3 separate regions of the Mus musculus genome follow, and all the other regions are linked to region 1. A link is a loop called in an ENCODE intact Hi-C map of the cell type or tissue named here. Cell type or tissue: heart. All regions are shown on one strand.

What was found. Hi-C counts contacts between places; a loop is a spot of excess contacts. Peaks named below come from ENCODE experiments on the same cell type or tissue, not always from the same donor. Only the 100,000 strongest peaks of a DNase experiment are listed, where the experiment ranks them.
Region 2: it touches region 1 in a loop (2.0-fold over the local background); 2 of 42 quality-filtered maps call a loop at or near these places.
Region 3: it touches region 1 in a loop (5-fold over the local background); 4 of 42 quality-filtered maps call a loop at or near these places.

The regions. Positions count from the first base shown.
Region 1 is chr1:97,975,156-97,977,655 of GRCm38, reverse strand. It overlaps Pam (peptidylglycine alpha-amidating monooxygenase), which reads left to right. Exons shown (of 26, transcript NM_001357127.1): 2 at 397-799; 3 at 1,751-1,871. The coding sequence starts at 699. Among named protein-coding and RNA genes, the nearest start is that of Gm31771, 65 kb to the right of the region's middle. In heart, CTCF peaks have their summits at 384, 594 and 1,439; a DNase peak (open chromatin) is centred at 465; H3K4me3 peaks cover 2,500 bases; H3K27ac peaks cover 2,500 bases.
Region 2 is chr1:97,918,140-97,920,639 of GRCm38, reverse strand. The region is part of intron 7 of Pam (peptidylglycine alpha-amidating monooxygenase); the gene reads left to right. All of the region lies in intron 1 of Gm31771 (a long non-coding RNA gene), which reads right to left. Among named protein-coding and RNA genes, the nearest start is that of Gm31771, 8.3 kb to the right of the region's middle. In heart, a CTCF peak has its summit at 1,545 (motif pointing left); a DNase peak (open chromatin) is centred at 1,979.
Region 3 is chr1:98,349,171-98,351,670 of GRCm38, reverse strand. No RefSeq gene overlaps it. Among named protein-coding and RNA genes, the nearest start is that of Slco6d1, 71 kb to the left of the region's middle. In heart, a CTCF peak has its summit at 1,183 (motif pointing right); no DNase peak of the experiment used is centred here.

The DNA.
Region 1 (2,500 bases):
CTTTTTGATGAGATGAGAGAGTGATAAAGAAACCCGGAGAAGTGGACTAGATAGAAAAGGAAGGCAGGGTGAAGAACCAGGTAAAAATCGGAACAGTAAAATAAAAAAAAAAAAAAACAAAAAAACAAAAAAACAAAAAAACAAAAAACAAAAACAAACCCTGAGTGGGTGGAGGGGAGGAAGAGCAAGCTAAGGCAGGACAGGGGCTTTGCTCAGGGTCTGTGAAGTCACTGGGGCTTGTCGCTGGGGTGGAGAGAGATCAACAGACCAGCATTTTCCCCAGGCTTGGGCGCAAGCTTGTGAAACTCCTCGTGTATTAAGGAACCTCAGCTGGGATTTGCTGAGGACAAATGCTGTAATGTGTTAGTCATCCATTATCGGCTTCTATTTTTGCAGGTTCCGAATGATGACTGACGCGGGTCTGCGCGATAGCCCTCACAGCCCCTGGCGTTGTGAGCGATAAGGACCCTGCTCATCCAGCCCTGTGGCTGCACCGGCTCCCGGACGCTCTGGAGGGCGGGCGGCTCCCGCGGGCGGGCGGAGCGGACTCCAGCGCCGCTTCCCACGCGTCCGGAGCGGACGGAGCGGACCTGGCTGGCCGCGCATCGCCCTCGCCTGGGGCCATGAAGTAGCTGCGGCCGCCAGCCTTGCCCTCCCGCTGGCCCGGCCACTGCCCGCTGCCCCGGTCCTGCGCGGACATGGCCGGACGCGCCCGCAGCCGCCTGCTGCTGCTGCTGGGGCTGCTCGCCTTGCAGAGCAGCTGCCTGGCCTTCAGAAGCCCACTTTCTGTCTTTAAGAGGTGCGTGTTTGGCTTGTTTGTTTTCTTTAGACTGGAGGAAGGACGTTGGGGTGGGTTCTGTGCATGCTCCTTAGAAATGTAGTCACTTGAAGTAACCTGGTTCTTGGAAGAAAAAAAAAAACTCTACAAGGCTGATTTTTTTCTACCCAAAACGTCTTCCAATTTTAGCTCAGTAACTTCTCCTGAAGTGCCCCTTGCATTTAAAGCCCACTCAATCGTCCTATAGCCAAGCTGCTACCCTGGCTTTCGGAACTCCAATTAGAAGTTGTGATTTCCAGAACTAATCGCTCCCTCTTGGAGAAATATTTCAGAAACTGCAATATAGTTGTTTAGACTTGAATGCCTTCCTATATGTAACAGCTGGAGGAATAAAATATCAAGATAGATCGGTGGTGGGGAGAAGATCATTGGCTGTAATAGCTCACTAGGAAATATCGAGCTGTATACACGCACCTCGTAATTACCATATGAAATATTTATGTACTTGTACGTTTGTAATTCACATCGCAGTCTTTATTTCGCCCTCATATAATTAACTGTACCTAGCAAGGCTGTGCTTAGGGTTTTCTGTTGTTTATTTCCGATTAGTAATGTTGGACGCTCATAGTTGACAAAATGCCACGGGGTTACAGTTCACAGTCTTGCCACTAGAAAACTAGCACGGATGTGAGGATGATAACGTCTTCATTAAGTAGAAATAAATATGGAAGTATAAGCTTTTATTGGGTCGAACTTTATACCCTGCTTAGTTCTTTTGGCTTTATTTTGCTTACAAATTGGTTATAAGTTGTTCATAGACAATAACATGATTCTGGGAGTTAGGATTGTTACAGAGCCATTACATCTTATAGTTTTTATTAGATCTATATTATTAATCCTTAAACTTAAGGACATAGGCTTTATTTCTGTCCTCCCTATTATGTTCAAGGATGTTCAAATTATCTCCTTAAGGTTTAAAGAAACTACCAGATCATTTTCCAATGAATGCCTTGGTACCACCAGACCCATCACTCCTATTGATTCTTCGGATTTTACACTGGATATTCGCATGCCTGGGGTCACACCTAAAGAGGTGCGTGGAATTCTGTCCTTTTATTTTTCACCTGTTCTGCGCAATGTCTAGAATTAAAGGTAAAGCAAGGCATTTGCGTGTATAGCTGTGGTAACTTCTTTGCTTTCAGACTTTCCAGGTGAGGCTGGAGTCCTGTCAAATGGGTAAGACTTCAAGGGAAAATATTCAGTTAAATTAGGCTTATGAAAAGATTACCCACTTTGTTATTTGTGACTCAAACAGAAACTTTAAAAAAATCTATGTTTTGAGACTCTCTATGGAGAAATGTCCTCTGTAATACAGCGCCTAAATGTGCGTTACGATAAGGCAAAGTGTTCTAATGAAGGGAATAACGCTGAGCAGCTGCATCCACCAGATTACTGTGTCTTTAAAAGATGCTTCCAAAGCCGCCACCGTTAAGGTAGAAAATCTTGCTTAATACCAAGAACTTGAAAAATAAAACATTCCACGGTCTGGAAAGTTAAGGGAACTATTCGCACAGGTGGCAGAACGAATTTTCTAGAGCTCTCTTTTGAAGAGATAACAGCAGTGCTCACACAGACGTGTCGCAGAGCATGTGAAGTCGAACAAGGTTGCTAGGCACCCCATGTCTTAGCACACACAAGAAGCTAACAGTGCCACTGCCGTGT
Region 2 (2,500 bases), 57 kb after region 1:
CCAGTCAATGCCATTAGATATTATCTTGTCCCTTACGTGTTAGATGGTATAGAACATTAAGTAAGCACATGGGAGAGTATCAGATCTCATTGAAATAATGAAATAGATGCTTTACATTTATTCAATTGGGGATGGATAGAAATTGAATTATAAAACTCAAGACTATCAGACTTTGGTAACCACAGTGCAGTTTAGGAGGCTTTAGAAACTAATATACTGTTTTGAAAAGCACTTTTTCCATTTCCTAAAAACATCTCATTTAGAAGTAGAACTTTTCTAAATGATTAGACATTTTTAAAATGAGGTTCAAATTTTACCATTAAAAACTGTTAATATGAAAAACTGACAATTAGCCATATAAAAGTAAATAACATTTAAACAGACTATATAGACTTTATGTCTGCTTATGTGTTTAGGAGGATTGTAAGGAACAAAGGAGACTATAATAAGAATAGGTTGCCTTTACAAAGAAAAGGCTTTGTAAATTACACCAAGTTTTGAAAAAAAATGATAATCGCTGTCTTTACAATACAATTTTCATTCCAAAAAAGAATCAGCATATTTCTCCTAAGGCTGTGCTCCTGAATGCTCTGTGCCCCCACCACATCAGCTGTCTGTCAGCAGGTCTTTGTGCACGCGGATGGACTCAGGCCCATATGAATTCCCCAAGGAGTCATTTATGTTGAACTAGGTTCTATGTAGGGTCTTTTACTTCTCTCCATAAACAATCAGAAGAGGAGAAAACAACATCCTCTGTTTATTAAAGCACATTAAGTACAGGTGTTATGTCTGTGTAACTGTGCATACAAGTACACTAGTGTACACAGTGTCAGTACTTGGATACACTAGTGTATACAGTGTCAGTACTTGGATACACTAGTGTACACAGTGTCAGTACTTGGATACACTAGTGTACACATTGTCAGTACTTGGATACACTAGTGTATACAGTGTCAGTACTTGGATACACTAGTGTACACAGTGTCAGTACTTGGATACACTAGTGTACACAGTGTCAGTACTTGGATACACTAGTGTACACAGTGTCAGTACTTGGATACACTAGTGTACACAGTGTCAGTACTTGGATACACTAGTGTACACAGTGTCAGTACTTGGATACACTAGTGTACACAGTGTCAGTACTTGGATACACTAGTGTACACAGTGTCAGTACTTGGATACACTAGTGTACACAGTGTCAGTACTTGGATACCAATGAAGTCAGTGAAGACTTTACCTTTGTAACATAAAAACTAGGCATATTTTATGTATATAAGTGATATGAACTCTCATGTATCACCCAGGAAATTTCTGTTTCCTACTGAAAAGTGGGAACATATTTGGCTTAAGTGAGTATTTTTCCATTTACAGAATTGACTTGTTTAAACAACAACAACAACAACAACAACAACAACAACAACAAAATAGGGCTGGAGAGATGGCTCAGTGCTTAAGAGCACTGACTGCTTTTCCAGAGGTCCTGAGTTCAATTCCCAGCAACCACATGGTGGCTCACAACCACCTGTAATGGGATAGGATGCCCTCTTCTGGTGTGTCTCAAGATAGCAACAGTGTACTCATATACATAAAATAAATCTTTAAAAAAAAAAACTATTTCAAAAAAAAGCAAAAAAAAAAAAAAAAAAAAAGCAAAACAAACAAAAAAACCTCCCTCAATGCAGGTGAAGTGCCTCCTTAAACTTGTGGGATCCTAGACAATCAGAGAATATAACCTTGAAGCCAGAAAGTCTGGGACTGTGATCTCTAGCAGTAGGGAAAAAGACAGGCTGTGAGCTCTGTGAGAGTATACACAATGGTTGTGTGCTTTGTAAATTACACCAAATATGAAGCGGTAAACACTCCATCTAAAAACAGCTGGCTTTTTTAAATGCCACTCACAGGCAGGCCTGTGCTGAAGCAGGATGTGCCGCCCTTCCTGCCAGCCAGTGTTTACTCTAGCACTAGTGCAAACACAGAAGTGTGTGCGCAGGAGGCCGCAGACTTCTCGGATGAGCACTCACTCCACCTTAGCTGCGTTCATTACAGTCCATAGAAACAAGGGGATACAGAATCTTTGGCTATAACTGTCCACAATGTAGAAGGGACACGTGCTATTTTTCAAGGGTCTAGACACATATACGGCACTCACTGTCCATCAGTGTTGTAAGCGATGTTCCTCCTGTGTGGTGGTTTCTGATCCCTGAGCAGCTTTGATTATTTACAGTTCAGCTGTGCACATCAGTCACTGTTGTGAGACATGTACTAATGATGCAGTGTTTCCTGTTTCACAGTCCTCAAAAGTACACCTGGACTTCCTACAGTTTAGCATGGTCTTGAGAGTATAGGTAAAGATTCGTTTTCCTGAGAGTGACGTGAGCTAATTCCTATATGCTAAATTAAAGAAATTAAATCTAGAAATCTTTTTAACTCTTCTTAATGTGAACCCTAAAAAAAAAAGTTTCTAAATTTCTGACTTATATGAGTAAAATTGGATCAT
Region 3 (2,500 bases), 370 kb before region 1:
TCATAGTCTTGTGTGATGAGTACTATGTCTCTCTCTCTTTCTCTCTCTCTCTCTCTCTCTCTCTCTCTCTCTGTGTGTGTGTGCGTGTGTGTGTGAGTGTGTGTGTGAGTGAGTGAGTACATGTGAGAGAGAATTTGTGTGAATGTGGGTGTGGGGGATATGTGGGTGTGAGTGTGTGAGGATGTTGCTGTCTTTTGATATGCAAATGTGCATTCGTGCAGAGAAATTACTGAGAATGTGAGTAAAGATGATCCAGGAATAGACCTGTAAAGAAATTCTTAATTATGAAACTATTAAAATATTTTAGCTAGGAGGTATTGCAGCTGATTAGCTCTTTAGGAATTCCATTTTGGTTAAAACCTCTTCTTACGAGGGCTATAAGGAAAAAAAGAATTCTTCATTTTGATGTAATTCAAAATTTATTAAACATTGTCTTTTAGCCAGATGTATATTGTTTCCCTTGAGAATGATAAAAATCACTAAAATAAAAAAATAACAGGGACTAGGTCTGTTGCCTGGAAACACTTCACATTTGATAACCTCTCTTAAAATGTACCTTAGTCTTTATAAAATAGAAAAGCTAGATAGGAGGGGAAGGATATACAGAGAAGTAATACAGGTTTCTGCTGATACTGGTTTCTAGTTTCAGCCCTGTTAAATTCAAAGTCTCCTGCATAGAAAATGCAAGGAAAAGAAGCACAAAGTCTAGGTTTCTGCCCTTCAAACACAAATGAATTCCATAGGTCAGGAAAGTTTACACTGAATCAACCAAAGCATAGCTAATAAGGAAGTAGATTTGTTTTTCATCCACAGGACGAGTCCTCGATTCCACAGGTGGGTCTGATTTCTTTTTTGTGACTATAGTATAAATAATAGCCTCAAATACCAGGAAATTGCTTTGCATAACTGCCTAAGACAAAACTGGATCCCTGGTTTTGCATATTTTCTCAACCATTCTCAATGCAAACATAATTTGGATTGAAAATTTTGTTACTAAATAATTGAATCTAGAGAGACCCATTCCAAAATGTTCATTGGTGTCTTAAATATGTACTTTTTTTTCTTTTGCTTAGTGATTATATCAGCCAGTTTATTTGAAATCATGACGCCATTGAAGATACTAACAATGGAAGAAGGAAATAAAATTCTAGAAATACCTTCTAGGTATTAATGCGATGATTTTGTACCACCAGATGGCGGTATTTAGTTTTGAAACCATATTCGCCATACCACAGCCAAGTATTTAAAGCAGTTCAATATGAATGAATAACCTTGTCTTAGACAAAAGAACCATCACCAGAAGAGTCTAATGTCTTTTCTTTGTTCTAGTATCATCCATCTGTGCAAGCTGTCCCTTCCTTTGAAATACACGAAAAATTAACTATGTACAAAACCCACACTGGAGCTACAAGACAGAATGGGACTACAAGTGCCTGTATTTGGCAACAGATGGTTTGAAACTGAATACAATAATCAATAATGATGATGCCTTGACTACATGAGCAGCTGTCCTCCCCACAGCTCAAGAGCCTCTCATCATCCCTCTCCTGCCCCAACAGACAGTTATATCACCTAGAGAATGTTCCTTTGTCTCTTTCCTTTCTTTTCCTTTACTTTTGATTTTGCTTCTCATCTCCAGATAATAATCAACCTTCCTGACACAAGAGAGCAACACTTTTGCTTGTTCTCACACCTATACAAATACTCTGCAAACTGTTTTAAGCCTCTCATACCATAAGCACATAAACTTGATGATGGAATAGGTAGACTGAAGATCATTGAAATACCTGTTCAAGAAATTTTGTCTCAAGAATACTTATCTGTGTATGGCCTTAGAACAGGATGAGCTCTTTATATAAGCTTTGACTTAGAAGGAAAGGTGTTTGATTATTAAAGAATACTTGAATTTTTCTCTCAACTGATTACTAATTTCTTACTCAAGCCTTAAATCTTCTGATTAGTTATTTGTTTCTTTAGGAAATAATAGACTTTGTAAGTACAGTTTACAAATGTTAATCTAAAGAAATGTTTAATTTTCAAGTCTGTCTATTTCTGACATTTCATTAATTTGGGAGGAGGGGAGAGTGTCTTATTGCACATGTCATAGTGTATGTATGGAAGTCAGATGGCAACTTGTAGGAATTGGTTTGTCCTACATATCCTCCACATAAGCTCTCCAGGTGGAGGTCAGCTCTAATGGCAATCACATTTACCCACTGGGACATTATTTATTAATTAACTGCCATGGAATAGAAATGTATCTGCTTAGTAAATGACAATTTCTTCTTTGTTTATTAGATATTTTCTTTATTTACATTTCAAATGTTATCCCATTTTCTAGTCTCCCCTCCAAAAATCCCCCTATCCTCCTCTCTTCCCCCTGCTCCCTGCACCCACTCCTGCTTCCTGGCCCAAACATTTCCCTATACAGGGGCATAGAACATTCATAGGACCAAGGGCCTCTCCTCCCATCGATGACCAACTAGGCCATCCTCAGCTA